2 separate regions of the Homo sapiens genome follow, and region 1 is linked to region 2. Evidence: chromatin loops called from intact Hi-C (ENCODE). Cell type or tissue: heart right ventricle. All regions are shown on one strand. Each heading gives the region's core, and the rest is flanking DNA. Links, peaks and the distances in the headings are about the cores only.

Region 1 (8,327 bases), core at 34-8,033, 69 kb after region 2:
AAGCAACCTAACCTTCATTCCCTTGGTTTCTCAGAGGATTCCAAGCGTCCTGGGGACCAGGGTCCATGGGGTGACTGAAAAGGTTCTAGATGGCATTGGTTCATCTGATGAGGATGCTACCTCCTGGCTCCTCTATGAGACATCAGGGGAAAGGAGTGCACTTGACCTTCTAGGGCCTGCTTCTGGGGTGGGTGTTCTCCCAGGGAACTCAGCCCTGCCACTGGAATGTCTCTGGAGCCTGTGCGTTCAGGGACAAAGGGCCTTAGTGGGGCAATGGGCATGGCTTACCCAGCTTAGGGGGGCTGAGCTTTCCAAGGCCTCTCTGTTGCTTGCTCTATTCTGATGCTGATGCTTCCAGGCCTTCCAGGGAGCACTCTCTGAGGCACCTGGGGCTTCTCAGAGTCTCTCTGGCCATCTGACCCCAGTGCAGATGTAGCAGACCGGAGGGCATTCTGAATGAAGCTTTCCCATAGACAGAAACGCTATTTCACAGTCTGGCATTCAAGGCTCACACCATTCCCCAAACAGGGATTAAATGGGCCAATGCACAAAAGGCAGTTACTTCCCAGCCTTTCCATACCCTGGTGCCTGTGGAAAATGAAAACATTTATATGTCTCCTGAGGAAAGTGGAAAAGGCTGCTTATGGCTGCCCAGGAGGCTGAGGGACCAGCAACTCAGCACACTTCTAACCTGTTCTGGACATACGAGCATGCTATCTTGGGATGCTTGCCCGCAAAGTATTAGCAAAGGGCTGACGACAGGGGTGCCTAACCATGGCTGCACATTAGCATCCCCTGGGGAGTTGTAAAACATTCTCTTGCCCAGGCCTCACCATGGACCAATTGTCTAATTATCTTGGGTGGTGAGGCCTGGGTGTAGGTATTTTTTAAAAGCTCCCCGGGGGGATTCTGTAGCGCCCGGAGGGTTGACAAGCACTGGTGCAAGACATGGTGAGCATTCGGTCGATGTCAGCTGTCTACAATAAAGCACCTGGGTCCTTGTGTGTGCTGTTCTTGCCTGAGCAGCGTAAAAGCTGGAGTGGGGTGGGGTAGAGTGGGGTGGGCTGGGGTGGGAGCCCTGTAGTCAGGGAGGAAACTGTTGCTTAGGAAAGATGAATGCTGGGTAGGGTGGCCTGGCATCCATCTCCCTCAGCCACGTCTCAGAAAATTGAATTAAAACCCATATTTTTCAGCTGCTGCCCGCCTGGCTGGCTGGCTTGTGGAAGGGAGTGAGGCAGTGAGCACCTCAAGGCAGGGAAAAGCTGGTGAGGGGGGCCCCCAGCCTCCTTCCCTAGGAGACAGAAGGCAGCCCAAGGGGTCCTCTGAGAGAAGACCCTTCCCAGGGGTGGTCCCTTGGCCTCAGGTCTTCCCAAAGCCAGGCACGTAGGGGTAGGGTGGGAGTGGTAGGCTGGCTGGCTTACAAGGTCAGAGCTAGATCTGGAGGTGAAGTTGATTTTTTGGGTGAATGGGTGGGGAGGCAGAGAAGAGGGGCCTGTCCCTGGGGAGGCCTAATCTCAGGGAACAGAATTGGCATAGCTCCTCTTCCAAGATTATTTGGAGAGACCACAGTGGCATGCCTGTGACAGGCGGAGAACAGCGCAGGACGTGAAAGCCTGAGTGGCTTCCAGAATTAAGGGGGTGGGAAGAGCTCACAAGGTAGAACAACACTAAGTTGGGCAGCAGGATAAGATTTCTGATAAGAAAGTTGCCTGTGTGTCCTTGGGCTAGTCTTGTTGCCCCTCTGGGCTAAGGTACCCCACCCATAGAGAAGGAGACTAGACAACCCTCCTGGATCCCAGCTCTAATGTGTGTTCCATGCCTCACCCAGGCTGATGCTACTCGGGGGGCTGGAATTAGAATCGAAATCTACGAGGGCTGCTAGCCTACACGGCATCTTTAAGACAGTTAGAGAGGTGCCGCCTCCAGGTGAATCCACTAGAAAAAACTGCCCTTTTTGGGTAGATGGGGGCATGCCTGGTTTGGTGGGCAGTGGGTAGAGCAGGATCTGGATTTCCAGCCCCACTGGCCCCTTCCAGGGGATCTGGAACCCGCAGTGGAAACTGGAGAACCAAGAGTACGGAAAGAGAATAAATCTGGAACTGAGTGCTGAACTTCAAAGTAGGGGGGCCTCTATCTGGAAGCCTGGCCATCCACATTCCCAGGATGGGCTGGTCTGCCATAGATGACCTTGATCTTCACCCTTCCTCTCACTCCCAGGCCCTCTACGTCCTGCACTCTGAGTCCCTCTTGACTCTGAGACTCCTGGCAGCCTCCTTTCCCTCACACTTAGTTTCACAGTTTATAGAGAGTTTTTATACACATCATCTCATTTGATCTTCACAACACCAGAGTTGGAGGCAGATGAAGAAAGCGGCTCTCAGCTCTCAGGGGTTAGGGCAACAAGCTAAGAAGGGGTTAGCCAGGATTAAAGGGAGGTCCTGTCTGTGTCTGATTTTAGCACAGCACCTGGCCCTTTTCTCTCCATTATTTCTTCTCTCCTTTCTCTTCATTCTTTCTTGATATAGATAAGACTGATATTCTCCTCCACCAGGAAGCTCTCCTGGACTGAAAGGAACATGAACCAATCAGACTACCAGTGTGTTGTGTCAATGGGGGTCAGCGGTCATTGGTCAGTAAAGAGAAACATGGACCTAGGAACCTCCACGCGTCTTTCTGGGCCCTCAGATTGCTTCTTTCAAGTTTCCATATGGATTCCTCTCCATCCACAGGTCCTTTCCTCTTTGGTAGACTGGCGACCCCAAAGGAAGGCTCAAGGCTCTCCCTCCTCCTTCCCCCTTCTTGAGGCCTCCTGGACAAGGTGGCCATACCTAGAACTTGGACCCAAAGGGAAGCTGAGCGAGAATTTACTTGAATGGGCAAGAACAGAGCCTGGCTGCAGAACTGAGAGCTCTCAGAGACTGACGCCTGAGGCAGGGACCAAAAACCGAGAGCAGAGGCAGGCAGGAGCAGCTGTGGGATGGGGGCTGGGTGGGGTGGGCAGAGGGTGAGAACTTGCCTGGGAGTGGGTAACTAACTACTCTCAGTTAAGTTTGGGCTTCGCTGCCAACCCGCTAGGCCACCTTTACCTGTGTAGTTCTCCTTATTAAGCCATTTGCACTAGGAGGAGGTTGGACAGGACTGTAATAACAGTAGCAATAGTAATTTATTCAGCATCGGCGAATCAATGATACCAGGGAGAAACTACTATGGGGTGAGTGTACCATTTTTATTTAATGCTGCTGTGAAGAGACCTGGGGGCCGGTACTATTGTTCCCTTGTGCAGATGAAGAAGCTGAAGCTCAGAGAGGCTGAGCCACTTACCCAAGCTCACAGAGCTGTGGCACAGCAGGGACTGGAGCCAGGCAGTCTGATATTTTAAGTTGCCTCTGTCCTGTAAGCACCACCATCCCCTTCCTGGTCTTTCTCCGGGGGCGGGGGGGTCACATTGGAGGACATCCCGACAGGCACCCCAAAACTAGCTGACCCTCCCAGGCCTGGGCGGTAGGGGCAAAGAAGAGCCCAAGGAGGGTCTGAGACTTGCCTGGTAAGGAAGGCTTCTTGGAGGAGAGGGAAGACAGGCTCTGATACACAGGAAATCTTGAGGACCTAGGGAGAAGAAAGAAGGCTTTCTAGTCCTGGCTATGATGGAGAGACTGGAAAGAGGGTGGTGAGCCCAGGAGGCCCAGAGTCAGAGGAGACGGGGATGACAGGGGGCTGAGGGCTCCACCTCAGCGCCCCCGACCCCCGCCGCTGGGATTTCCCGCCGCAGCTCCTGCTCCAGTCTGTGCTGCGGGTGGGGTCGGGTTGAGCAGCCCGGCGCCCCCCACCGCGCCCCCCACCGCACCGCCCTCGATCTAACCCCGCCCCCGGGCGCTCATTGGCCTGCAGCACCCCCTCCCCAGCCTGTGAAGTGAGCAGGGGGAGGCGGTGGTCGGTCGCCTCCCTCCAGCGCCCAGCCTGGCTTCGCGGCGGAGGCGGCGCCTCTCCCGCAGGACGGAGCCAAGCTGGACTGCCGCGCCGCGCGGGGCGGGCAAAGGGGGCGCTGCGCTCGGCCCCGGGCAGGGAGTGACGGCGGCGGCGGCGGCTCCGGGCGAGCGTGGTCCCCGCGTGCGCACACGCACACGCCGCCGCGCAGGGACACACGGACCCCGGCCGCCAGCCGGCCACACAGGCGCGGAGACCCGGCTCGGCGCGCGCTCCTCGGCGCACACGCTCCCCATCCCCGCGCCGCGCGGGCCGCGGACTTGCAGGCTGCGCGTCCTTTGCGGAGTCTGCCCCGGCCCCACGGACAGGCCCCGCAGTGAGCAGGTAAGGGTCGCCCCGCCGCGGCTGCCCCTCCACGCCTCGGCCGTCTTCTCCCCCTCCAGAACCTTCGCCCAGCCGGGACCTCGGATCCCCTCCTCTGGCTTGGCGGTCTCCGCCAGCCGCGACCTCCACCGACGGAGAGCGGGCGAGGGCCGGCGCCAGGCAAGCCTCCCAGATCTGAAATGAAGCCCCCTCCCGCCGCTGCGCCCTTCCTGCGCGTCAGGCTGACACCCCCCAACCCAAGTGTCTGGCGCTGCGCTCGGGGCGGCCGATCGCCGCAGACTGCCGGGGTGGGGGTCGACCTAGCTATCTCACGCCCCTCCTGATGCGGAGAAGGGAGACCAGGGGGGCAGGCAAGCCATGCGGCCGGAGGGACCCGGAGGGACATGCCTCCCTACCCTTAGGTGGACGGACGCACCTACGCGGATCGGGAAGGCAGGGCTGGAGGGTCCCCCGGGGCTAGGTACCGCAATCCGCACGGGGTTTGAGGGGTGGGCAAGCAATGTGCTAGGTGGGGGTTGGGGTAGGGGCCAGTGTAGAATGCCCCTCTGTGGTGACACATCCGGGATTGTTCAAAAGAGTGTCGTCTTCGTTTCCCGTGGCGCGGAGGGGCTGGGGTTGGGGATGCCAGGGCTTCAGTGGTCCCCAGAAGAAACGCCCTGCGGGGTCTGTGGGGAAACGCACCGGCCTTCCCAGGTTGAAGTGGGCCCGCTGAGACCCCTGCCTGCCGCTTTAGAGGCAGAAGCTCCTGCGGCGGCTGCGGGGGGCGGAGGCCACATCCTCGGCGGGACCTTGGCAGGTTAGGGGGCTCAGAAGGGACAGGGGAGCCGATGGATGCAACTAGACCCTCAGGAGGGAACCCAGCCGGAAGCCGATTGCATTTCACGTGGAGCTGAGGAGGGGAGCCTCACCCCTGGATGGAGCTCAGCCCCTTTTTGGAAGATGGGGGTGGGGTGGTGGACACCTGCTAATTCTTCCGACCATTTTTATGTTTTTGAGTGCAGGTGCGTCAGACTCCCTTTATCTTCCCCAGCCTTACAATGTCCCGCAAAGCCCCCCTGGCCCTCTCCAAGACACAGCATTTGGCTCTTCCCATGAGCGGCCCTGGGGAGGAGTTGGGGGATGGGAAGGGGCTGGACGCAGCATGTGGAGGGCAACTTGCCCTGGGACTGCAGCTGGCCAGAGGCAGACAAGCATCCTGAAGGTCAAGCTAGAAGCTTTGAGTGGCGGTAGGATTCCCAAGCAGATGGAAAACTATGTTTGAGCCTTTGGGGGCAGGGGCAGCAGGCAGCACCCAGGTTTTCTCAGGAGACCCCAATTAAATGAGTTTGGTGCTGGGTACAAGTAGCACTGGTGGAGTCCCCAGTCCTAAGCTAAGTTCTGCTCCTCACTGACCTTGGGGAGGGCAGGCAGAGGCACCAGCTTGGACACAAGCCGAAATCTGAACATACAGATTGGAGGTGGAACACGCTGAGCAGGCCCTGGGCCAGCTCTTCCAACTGATCCATCAACAAGTGTGTGTGGGGTGACGATGGAGGCGGGCCTGATACTTTTCCTCTTTGGCCATGGGTGGTTCATGGGTGGTTGGGTGTCTGGGACAAGACCCCCAAAAGTCTGTTTGTCCCCATGTGTGGTGAGGGGAGGTGTCTGTGGGGAGCCTCTGAAAGGATCCCTCTCCTGCACTCTCGGGACTGATCTAAGCTAAGGGGTGCATTAAGTCCTGTTTTGTATAAGGTTCAGGCTGGCAGGGGATTGATTGGAGAAACACTTTGGGACCCATGGCTTTTCACATGGCCACCTCTCTCTGTTGTGCGTCAACTTTGGGACACTCCCTCAATTTGTGTCGAATAAATAAATACACACATGGGAGTTTATAGTATATGTGGCTGAGAGGCTAGGAAAGCTAAGGCCACAGGGTGGCTTTTCTCTTGGGGACAGGGCTTAAGCTGGAGTGTCCCAGGTTGCCGCCCTCCCAGGGACAAGCATTTCATTGACCTGGGGCTGGCACTGATTAAGTGGAGGACATCTTGTGCTGTCTGCCACAGGGCAGAACCAAGGTGTGCCAAGTGCAGAGCCGGAGCTTAGCTCGGTGCCAGGAAGGCCTTGCTTGCCTGAGACCCACCCACCATGGGGCTGACACTGGAGGTGACAATGAGTTTCCTGTCCTGGGCAGGTTTGTGAGCAGAGGGATGATGCCCCAGACAGGAGCTGCCAAGTGGCTTTCCACCCTGGAAGGCCTAGAGGCCTCAGAGACCCTCAGCCTTCCCTGAGGAGAGGAATCTGATTCCAGGGTCTGAATGAGTTGGGCTTAGTGGTCCAGCCGCCTGGCAAGATGGAGACTGGAAACTCCTCAGCTGCGACGTGTTTGTACCGAGCTCTGGATGCCGTCAGAGGCAAATGGTGACAGCCACCCCCACAGTGACACACAGAGAGGGAATGACACACAGCTGGGACGGCATATAGGCTTTCTATGACACCTGCCAGAGAGCTGGGGCACAATAGTGACAAGCAACACCAGAAAGACAAATGGACGTTGAGACACACCCTCTCACACAGATCTGGGCACACCCGGGGACTCAGAGATATTTGCCCAAAGATCACAAAGGTCTTCATTAATAAAAGTCCAGCTGAGTATTGAATTGAATGGAGGAAAGTGTGTGTGTGTGTGTGTGTGTGTGTGTGTGCACGCGCGTGTTGCATAAGCCTAGAACAAGGGTAGGCAACCTTTTTCTGTAAAGTGCCAGATAGCAATTATTTTACGCTTGTGTCCATATACAACTACTTAATTCCACTGTGTAGCCTACTGCAGCCTTAGATGATATGTAAACAAGTGAGCATGGCTCTGTTCTGATACATTTTATTTATGGACACTGAAATTTGAATTTCATACATTTTGCCTGTGTCGTGAAATATGATTCTTTTAATTCTTTCCAACCATTTAGAAATGTAAAAAGCATTCCTGGCTCACTGGCCGTACAAAAATAGGCTACAGGCTGGATCTGACTGGCTGGAAGGGGTTGCCAGCTCCTGCGATGTAAGGTTAGGAAAGATAAATAAATGGTCAGAGAGGTTGACAAAGGGAGGGGCTTAGCTCTGATAGCTGCAGATGCCTGATGGTACCTAGGATGCTTCGCTCCATTCTACGTGGAGCTCAGAGTGCCCATCTGTTTAATGGGTCAGGCCTAGGAGAGGGTCCCTGCCTGGCCTCAGCACCCTCCCCCAGATTGGCCTCTGCTTTGTCCCTGTGATTGATTCCCCCACTCTAAAGACACCTGGAGACAACATTCAGGACTGAAAAACTGACTGCTGTCACTTGAGCTTGCCAAACAGTTCCTGAGCCCCCTTCACCATTCACCCTTTGTGTCCAAGTCTGTGCCCATCCTCATGGGTGGGGAAGCCACACGGAAACCTGGGCATGCCCCTTGTTTCTAGACAAGACTCGAAACTCACAATGAACATGATGAGACCTGAAACAGCTCCAAGGAGAGGGGCTCCTTATCTCAGGGCTAGGGCTTCTCAGTGGAGGGCAAGGTCATAAAGGGCGGGTGCTGCCTGAGTGGGCTTCCTGGAGGTGGTGGTGGGGGTTTGAGTTGGCCTTGGAGGATGGCTGGACACTCTCATCCCAGCTCTCCGCAGACTCCATGCATTGCCTTAGCTGCCCTCATCTTTCTCCCTCCTGATCGATGGGCACTGCAGAGGGTTGGCTGAGACAAACATATATATATCCTTCCTAGGCACCTCTGAACTTCCCAGCTGCTGATCTAAGGCCTGTGGACTTGTGTAGTGAACCAGGTCCTGCCTTCTGTTTCTTCCTTTCTCTACTGCCTCCTCCTGAAATTTCCTTCCTGCCACCTGTGGTGGGGGTGGGCCAAGGAGACACACCTCTCTCATTTTTCCGTGTCTCTGGATTCTGTCCCCCACTTTCCATCCCAACCGCCTTCCTGCTCAGCTTAGTCCCCCATCACCTCTACCCTAGATCCGGGAAAGGGCCTCAGGGTACATTTCTGCCTGCACTTTCCCCC
Region 2 (8,311 bases), core at 1-8,000:
TGAGCTTCTGCCAGCCTGGAGGACCCGTGCTAAGTGGACCACGCCTTCCCGCTCGGCGGCAAAGGTGCTGACATCTATGTGCTAGGCTGCCTCATCACGCCACTGGAGTCCACACTTGAATTTGGGCAGCTACCACGGGTCTGCCATGCTCTGGAGGAGCAAGGGGGCCACATCCCCACCCCAGCTGTTACCCAGCCCGGGGCAGGTGCAGCCCTTCCTCCCTGTCTCTGCATCTGACTCTCTTTTGAGGTCCCTGTATGTCTACCTCTGACTTCTGTGGTCCCTCTGTGTCTGCTCTCATCCATTCCTCTTACTGGGGCCTGGGGCTCTAGCCCAAGGCTCAGAGGAGCCAATAAACCTGTAAATGAATAGACGCATGTTTGAGTGAGTAAATGGGCCTTTAAAGGGGAGCGCACCTGCGTTCTTTATTTAGACGTCTGGTGCTGAGTTGCGTTCATCATTCCTCAGTTCATGCTACATTATGATTATTTATCTGTGCAAGGGGCCTCTTGTTTTATTTATTCTTAAAATGTACTCTCTTTTGCCTTCACCACTCCCATTCGCCTCCTCTCACAGGCAAAGAGAGCATGCTTAATGTGAATACTTGTGTTTCTGTGTGTCTTGCAAAATACGTGGTGTTTTGTGTGTCTGTACTTTAATTTACATAAATGCTGTTGGTCATATGCCTCATCCTGCTTCTAACGTTTCCCCCTCAGCACTGTGCTTTTAAGAGATGCTCCCGGGGTGGACGCGGTGGCTCATGCCTGTAATCCCAGCACTTTGGGAGGCTGAGGAAGGCAGATCACCTGAGGTCAGGAGTTCGAGACCAGCCTGGCCAACATAGCGAAACGCTGTCTCTACTAAAAATGCAAAAAATTAGCTGGGTGTGGTGGTAGGTGCCTGTAGTCCCAGCTACTTGGTAGGCTGAGGCAGGAGAATTGCTTGAACCCGGGAGACGGAGGTTGCAGTGAGCCGAGATCACGCCCCTGCATTCTAGCCCGGGCGACAAGAGCGAAACTCTGTCTTAAAAAAAAAAAAAAAAAAGAGAGAGAGATGCTCCCGTGTTTCCCTGCATACATCTGGTCTGTCGTTTTGGCTGTATGTGGTGCTGTGTAGAGTCATCACCCACGTGTTACTGTCCTGTCCTGTCTCCCCTGCACTCTAGTGAACATGCACATGCCGGTCCCCTCCAGGATCTGTGAGAGTGAGCCTCTGTCCGGGACTCACACCCAGGAGGAGCAGTGCTGGGCATCCGTTATGCCACCTGTTGATGTGATTCGGAGGTGCCAGATTGCATGCTTCAGTTCTGCACTCCCACTAGCAGCTCTTGAGGTCCCTAAGTCCCACAGCCCCACCAACACTTGGCATTACCCAGCTTTGTAATGTTCACCAGCCAAATGGGTGTAAAGTGCCATGGCACTGTTGTCCTAATTTGCATCTCCCTGATATCTAATGGGTGTAAACATCTCTTGCTGTACCCGCTTGCCTTTTGGGTTTCTTCTTCTGGAAATTGCTTGAGTCTCTTTCCCTATTTTCCTCTGGAGTGGAGATGCCTCAACTCCAGGTCTTTCTCTTACGTCGTCCCCATTGTGTGCCCTCCTGGGTCCCAGCATACTGCCTGCTGTCCCCCACCCAACTGAGGACTCCCTTAATGTAACACATCTACATAGTCTGTCCCTCTTCCAACCTCCTTCTTGGCAGCGGGGAGGAGAAGGAGACCCAGGCTCTGTCCGTGGGGACCTATTTATTGACTGACAGTGGTGGAGGGAGATTCCAGTACAGAGAATAGGCCTACTCGGGCTGATCGCCAGGTGCCATTTGCCTTGTCCTGGTCCTTGCCTGGGTGCCTCTCTTCTCTGTGATCCCCTGCATGGTGGCCCTCTCCTCTGCACGGAGGATCTAGCTTGTCCTCCATGGCCTGCCTGGACCAGGTATCTTTTCTCATGCACTGGGAACAGAAGGAGTAGGCATCCTTTACCTGTGCTGGCTCACAAGTGTGTATCTGGTGGACGCAGCAGATGGACATCCTCCTTCCTTACAGTCGTGAGAGTTCCAGGGAATGGAGACACAGCTACATGAAGCCCAAGGCCACATTGTTGCCCATGACGCCCGGCTGCCTGGCACCTTCCTGGTCAGACAAATGTCAAAGTGCGGGCCCAGTCTGAAAACCCATCATATTCAGTCTCAAATCATAAAAGTAATTCATATTCATTGCAGGCATTTAGGAGATACAGAAGGATTTTTTAAAAAATCAATCATCATCTTATTACCAAGACATTCACCATAGATACTTTTGTATGTTTCCAGAAAGATTTTTTTTCTGTGTTTTGGAAGTAGCTTGAGATTATATTTGTAAAATTTCATATGATTTGTATGCATTAAAACAATATACATTATATATAGATGGCCAATAATCACTTGAAAAGATGTTCGATATCATTAGTCATTAGGAAAATGTAAATCAAAACCACAATGCAATATTGTTTCATGTCCATGAGGATGGCTAAAAGGAAAACAAAATAGCCAATAACAAGTATTGGCAAGAATGTGTAGAAATTGGAACCCTCATGCATTGCTGGTGGGACCAGAGAATTGTCAGGTGCTTTGGTAAAAAGTTGCACAGTTGCTCACAAAGTCAAACACTGAATTATTCAGAAAATCCACTCCTAGGTATATAGGCAAGGGAATTGAAGATGTATGTCTACACAAAACTTGTACATGAATATTCATAACATCATTATTCATAGTAGCCAAGAAGTAGAAACAACCTAAACATCCATCAACTTATGAATGAATTAACAAAATGTGGAATATCCATACGATGGGATATTAGCTCCATTATTTCTGTTTGAGGTAATGAAAAGTTCTAAAATTAGATCGTGATGATGGTTGCAAACTCTGAGAATACACGAAAACCACTGAATTGTACACTTTAAAATGGTGAATGTTGTGGTACGTGAATTCTATCTCAATAAAGCAGTTATTAAAAATGAGTAAATGAGTGTTTGCTGGAGAACATTTGCAGACAATTTTTCCGCTACATAATTTGAAAAGTCTATATAATATTATTTATTTAGCCAATAGTTATTTAACATATTTTATTCGTGAAAGTTTCTGTCGATTTTAAAAATAAATATTTATTACAAAAATATTAGCTAGGCATGGTGGCGGGCACCTGTAGTCCCAGCTACTCGGGAGGCTGAGGCAGGAGAATGGTGTGAACCTGGGAGGCAGAGCTTGCAGTGAGCTGAGATCACACCACTGCACTCCAGCCTGGGCGACAGAGCGAGACTCCGTCTCAAAAAAAAAAAAAAAATTGTGATGATAAACTTCCTTGCATACATTTTTTTCATGTATACCTCAAAAAGACAAAAACTTAAACTCCTAGACCTTCAGAATAAATTATCCTAATGTGGAAGAATGTTTGAACCAATGCAATGCACATGATAAGTCTTTTAGTACCTGTTGGCAAATTGCCTCCCAGAAAATTGGTCTAGAGAATTCTTGCACAAACAATATAAGTGTTACAGTTTTTCTGCATTGTTATTATTTTTTGAGACAGGGTCTCACCTGTAGACCAGGCTGGAGTGTAGTAAAGTGATCACAGTTCACTGCTGCCTCAACCTTCTGGGCTCAAGTGATCCTCCCGCTTCAGCCTTCCCAAGTAGCTGAAACTACAGGCATGCACCACCATACTGGCTAATTTTAAAATGTTTTTGTAGAGACAGGGTCTCAGTACATATTGCCCAGTCTGGTCTCAAACTTCTGGGGCTCAAGCAATCCTCCTGCCTTGGTCTCCCAAGTGCTGGAATTACAGGCGTGAGCCAGTGTGCCTGGCTGGCATCATTATATGTTTCTCTGAGTTTTAACTGGTGTTAGCACTGTTAGTAATGGTGTTAGCATAGTGGTGATAGTAGTTAGTGTTAGTTAGCTTGGTTAGTGCTCTTTAATACTAGTTGTGACTAATTTTAGTGGTTAGCAGTTGGTAGAGTTAGTGGCTAGTTAGTGGTTAGCATTAGTTAATGTTAGTGGTTAGTGTTGGTGATTAGTTACCAGTTAGTTTAGCAGCTAGCTGTTAGTGTTAGTTAATGTTATTTAGTGGTTAGTGTTACTGGTTAGTTAGCAGTGAGTAGTTAGTGGCTAGTTAGTGTTGGTGGTTCATTAGTGATTAGTGTTAGTGGCTGGTTAGCAGTGAGTGGTTAGCGTTAGTTAATGTTAGTTGGTGGTTAGTTAGCCATTAGTGTCAGCAGTGAGTGTATGATATTGGCAGTGGCAGAAGCAGCTCACTCTGTGAACTGTCCATCCCTCGCCTACAGGTTTCACAATGGCTGCAGGTTCACCACTTGCTCCCTTTTAGTTTCAACTGGAGCCTCAAATTCCTATCACTTCTCTTGTCTCTCCCATGACAGGGATTCGCAGACTGGGCCTACGATGCAGATTCCTGGGCAGATCCTTTGACTGGCAAGCTCTTCCTCTCTCAGGACTCCAGCTTCCACAACTGAGCGGGGGGGTGGGGGGAGTTGCTCAGGAGATGATGTCTGAGGACGTCTCACCAGGGACACTGGATGGGAAGCAACGAGCTAGGCTGAGAAGCGCAATGATCATCCTGGCCACCAGGTGGCAGTCTAACTGCAGCCAAGAGCCCTGGCTGGGCCGACGGTGCTGCCTGCCTGAGCTGACGCTGGAGATGGACGCAGGACCCCTGCGGCCTGACTGGAGCTCAGCGAGCCGAAGGGGCTGGTGGAGAAGGGGCTGCTGGTCTGGGCAGCCTAGGTTGGGAGGGAGGGTCATGGCGGGAGTGTGGAGGAGCAAGACATCCCCACGCCCCCCGCCCCCTGCCCCAGACCCCAGTGTTGATGAATAAGAAGCGGATTAAGAAGAGTGAGAGCTGAAGAGACAGGAGAATCAGGGACCACGAGAGCCCGTGCAAGATCCGGAGCACAGGGGCTTCCCTGGGTCCCAGGCTTTCTGCAGGACTCACCCCCAACTACCCCGGTGTCCTCCTTCCAGCCAGCCTCCCCGCGGGTCCTGAGAGGAGAGTTTCCTAAAGAGAAGGAAGAAACTCGGACTTCCCTCCTGTTATGTTCGGGCTCCTCTGTGAGAAAGAGGAGGAGAGAGGAAAATGAAGGGCCCATTCTCTGTCCCCAGAGAGCCCCCAGGAATGTTGGGAAGATCTGCAAGGATGAGCCTGAACCTAGAGGTGAGAACTGGTGTGCCGGGCTCAGACTCTCTGGGATGTGGGAGCTCCGAGGACTGGGTGTGAGTGTGGGCAGGAGCAGTCAGGGAAGGCTTCCTGGATGAGGGGACTCAGGCAGGGAGTGTAGACCCTAGAGCCCCACCAGGCCAGGCTGCGCAGTGGTCCCTTTCTACCGTTTGCTGGGCAGGAAGCGGAATGGGGTTGATCTCAGTTTAGAGAGCAATACGTGGAGGAAAGTTCCGGTAGGAGGGTGGTATCGGGCCCAGGCTTCGTTCTCCCCAGGGACTTTCATGACATTCCTGCTAGGGCTCTGGGTCTGCTGGGCACACATTTATCCATGTGGTGAGTGTTCACTGAGTATCTGGGGAACACGCACCTTGCTAGAGTCTGAAAATACAGCTACAAGCAACCCCCAAATGTTCCCCTACACAAGGGGCTTAGGGTCTGGTTGGCAATGGCCAATTTTACATGTCAATATGACTTGGCCACAGGATGCCTGGGTATCCGATTAGTCATTGTTTGTGGGTGTGTCTGTGGCGGTGTTTCTGGAAGGGCTTAGCATTTGAATTGGCAGACTGAGTAAAGCCATGGCCCTCCCCAGTGAGCAGGCACCAGCCAACCCTTGAAGTTCTGAATAGAAAAAAAAAAAAAAAAAAGGCAGAGGAAGGTTGAACTTGAGCTTTCTCTGCCTGGATGTTGAGCTGGAACATCTATCTTCTGCCCTCCAGGATCCTGGTTCTTAGGCCTTCGAATATACCACCCGCCCTCTGGGGTCTCTGGCTTGCAGAGGGCAGATTGACTTCTCAGCCTCCATAATTGCATGAGTCAATACCATACAATAAAGCTCTTTCTACACTGTGTGTGTGTGTGTGTGTGTGTGTGTGTGTGTGTATGTGTGAGGGGTGTGTATATAAAATGTTGGTTTTATTCTCTGGAGAATCCTGACTGATACAGAAGGCATTATTTAGGGCTCTCTGTTGCAGACAACAGGACCCACTCTGGCTGAGTTAAGCAAAAACATGACAAGTTTAAGGACATCAGGTAGCTCCCCTGTCTCTAGGAGGGCCTGAGCTCAGGCCCAGAGGCAGTGCCCATCCCACACCAGGGGGCTACTGTGGCAAATTCCTCATTTCACCACTTTTGGTCATGGACACAGCTGCTCACACCACCAACACCAGGGACAGAATGCCAGAACCACCACATGGCTCTCCTGAAAAGCCAAACTCCTTCCCTGCCACGCTGGCCAAAAATTTGATTCCACCTGGCACCAGCTCCCTCTTATTGCTGTCTTCTGGATCTAAGTCCCACAGAGTTACCCCTGATGGCACAGTCCAGTGACCCTGCCCACTAGCTGCAAGGAAGGCTGGTACAGCAAGCTCAGACCTCTAGCTTGGAGAGGGCCCTCCTACTGTGGCAAGGTTCTCAGGCACAAGAAGGGTGTTCAGAATATGCTGGCTGGCCACAAGCATGACAGATGTGTGGCACCAAGAGGCAAGCACACCATTCAAGCAATCACATAGTAACGGTGACGGATGCAGAAAGAACAGCAAAGTGTTGGGAGAACAAATATCTAGATGACCAAACCTAGACCGGAAGTGTAAAAAATAAAAAGGCTTCCTGGAGGAAGTGACAGCTAAGCTGAGATTGGAACCATGAGAATGAGTTGGCCAGGAAAAGAAGTGGATTAAAAAAAAAAAACAACCAGGTAGAGGAAACAGCACGTGTGAAGGCCCCGAGGTGGGAAGGAGCTCGGCGTGGGAAGAGATGCAAGTTAGCTACTGTGGTTGGATCTTAGGGAGAAAAGGGGAGCGTAGAGCGGGCGGCACCCAGATCACGCAGGGTCAGGAAAGCTATGCTAAGGTTTCATCCCAAAAGGTACTGAAGTGTGTGATGTGACGAGGCTTAGGTGTTTTAAATGATCGCTCTGGCTGGTATACGAAGACTGAATTTCAGGCAGAGACCTCCGCTGGAAGCAGGGAGGCTGGAAATGGAGACACGTACTAGGGTGATAGTGATGGAAAAGATAAGGACCAAGTCCAAAGCTGTCTAACTCAGGGGTGAAACTGTGTGAGAGCAAGAAGACGGACGGAGGCGTCCCACAAGCCTACTGGAATGAGGAGAGACAGAGAGGAGCAAGCTTTTGGGGGAAGAGCAGGAGCTCAGTTTGGGCACATTGGGTTTGGGGTGCACTGAGACAGCCAGCAGGGTGCCAAGGAGCGGGCTGGAGTGAGGAGCGAGGCCCAGCTCAGAAGTGGAGTTCATGAGTGGCCAGTATATTGGTGGCGTTTGATGCCAAGGGCATAGGTGGGGCCACCCCGCAGTGAGAGTGAGGAGCAGGATGAGAAGGGGACTGAGGGCTGAGCCTGGAGGGATCCACACATTCACAATCCCACGGGGGAGCAGGAGCCCCCAAAGGAGGCGGAGCAGGGGAAGGAGTGCTCAGAGAGGTGGGAGGAGAACCGGATGAATGTGGGATCCTGGGGCCCCAACCAAGATTGTCCCAGCGAGGGGCTGCTGAGCCGGCCGAGTGCTGCTGAGCCGCCTTTGTGAGAGGATTTGGAGGCGCAGCTCACAGCGAGAGCGGATTTGGCGGAGGATGGACTCGGAGGCTGGGCTCAGGGGTGCTGAGAGGGAGCGGCTGGGGCAGCCCAGGAGAACAACCCTTTACCGAGGCTCCTCTGGGAGGGCGGGGGGAGCCAGAAGGGAGCGGGAGGAGTCATTTGGTTTTGTTGTAAGAGGACAGCCTGTAAAAATGCTAAGAAGTGGATATGGGAGTCACTGAAAAGTGGGGGGCACGTCATGGAGCGGGGTGGTTGAGAAGGAGTGAGAAGGCAGGTCCTGAACCCAGTGTGGGGGGCCTTGGCTGAGAAAGGGGACTCTGCCCCAGAGGCTGGCAGGTGGGTGTGTGGCCTGGGGGTGGGCAGGAGAGGGAGGCCAACTGCTGGCTCCTGCATTCGTCATGAAGGTGAGGTTCCTGGCCTGCTGGGGGTGGGCGCCAACAGGGGGTGGGAGTGGAGAGCGGGTGGGTCTTGAGAGTGCAGAAGACGGAAGCAGCTGCGGCAGAGGTGGGAGGACAAGCCAGTAGGGAAGAATATACAGTTGCCAGGCCATGCT

Evidence for each region. Hi-C counts contacts between places; a loop is a spot of excess contacts. Peaks named below come from ENCODE experiments on the same cell type or tissue, not always from the same donor. Only the 100,000 strongest peaks of a DNase experiment are listed, where the experiment ranks them.
Region 1: a loop joins it to region 2, with 2.3 times the contacts of the local background. A loop is called at or near these places in 12 of 110 quality-filtered maps.

The regions. Positions count from the first base shown.
Region 1 is chr7:31,048,371-31,056,697 of GRCh38, forward strand. ADCYAP1R1 (ADCYAP receptor type I) reads left to right here and starts at 3,938. Exons shown (of 16, transcript NM_001118.5): 1 at 3,938-4,308. In heart right ventricle, for the core only: no CTCF peak of the experiment used is centred there; a DNase peak (open chromatin) is centred at 3,899; H3K4me3 peaks cover 2,673 bases; H3K27ac peaks cover 367 bases; H3K27me3 peaks cover 4,698 bases.
Region 2 is chr7:30,979,160-30,987,470 of GRCh38, forward strand. It overlaps GHRHR (growth hormone releasing hormone receptor), which reads left to right. Exons shown (of 13, transcript NM_000823.4): 13 at 1-369. The coding sequence ends at 85. It overlaps LOC105375222 (a long non-coding RNA gene), which reads left to right and starts at 4,665. Exons shown (of 3, transcript XR_927160.2): 1 at 4,665-5,200. RefSeq lists a silencer at 4,540-4,699 and an enhancer at 5,309-5,834. In heart right ventricle, for the core only: CTCF peaks have their summits at 4,608 (motif pointing right) and 4,812; a DNase peak (open chromatin) is centred at 4,612; H3K27me3 peaks cover 1,532 bases.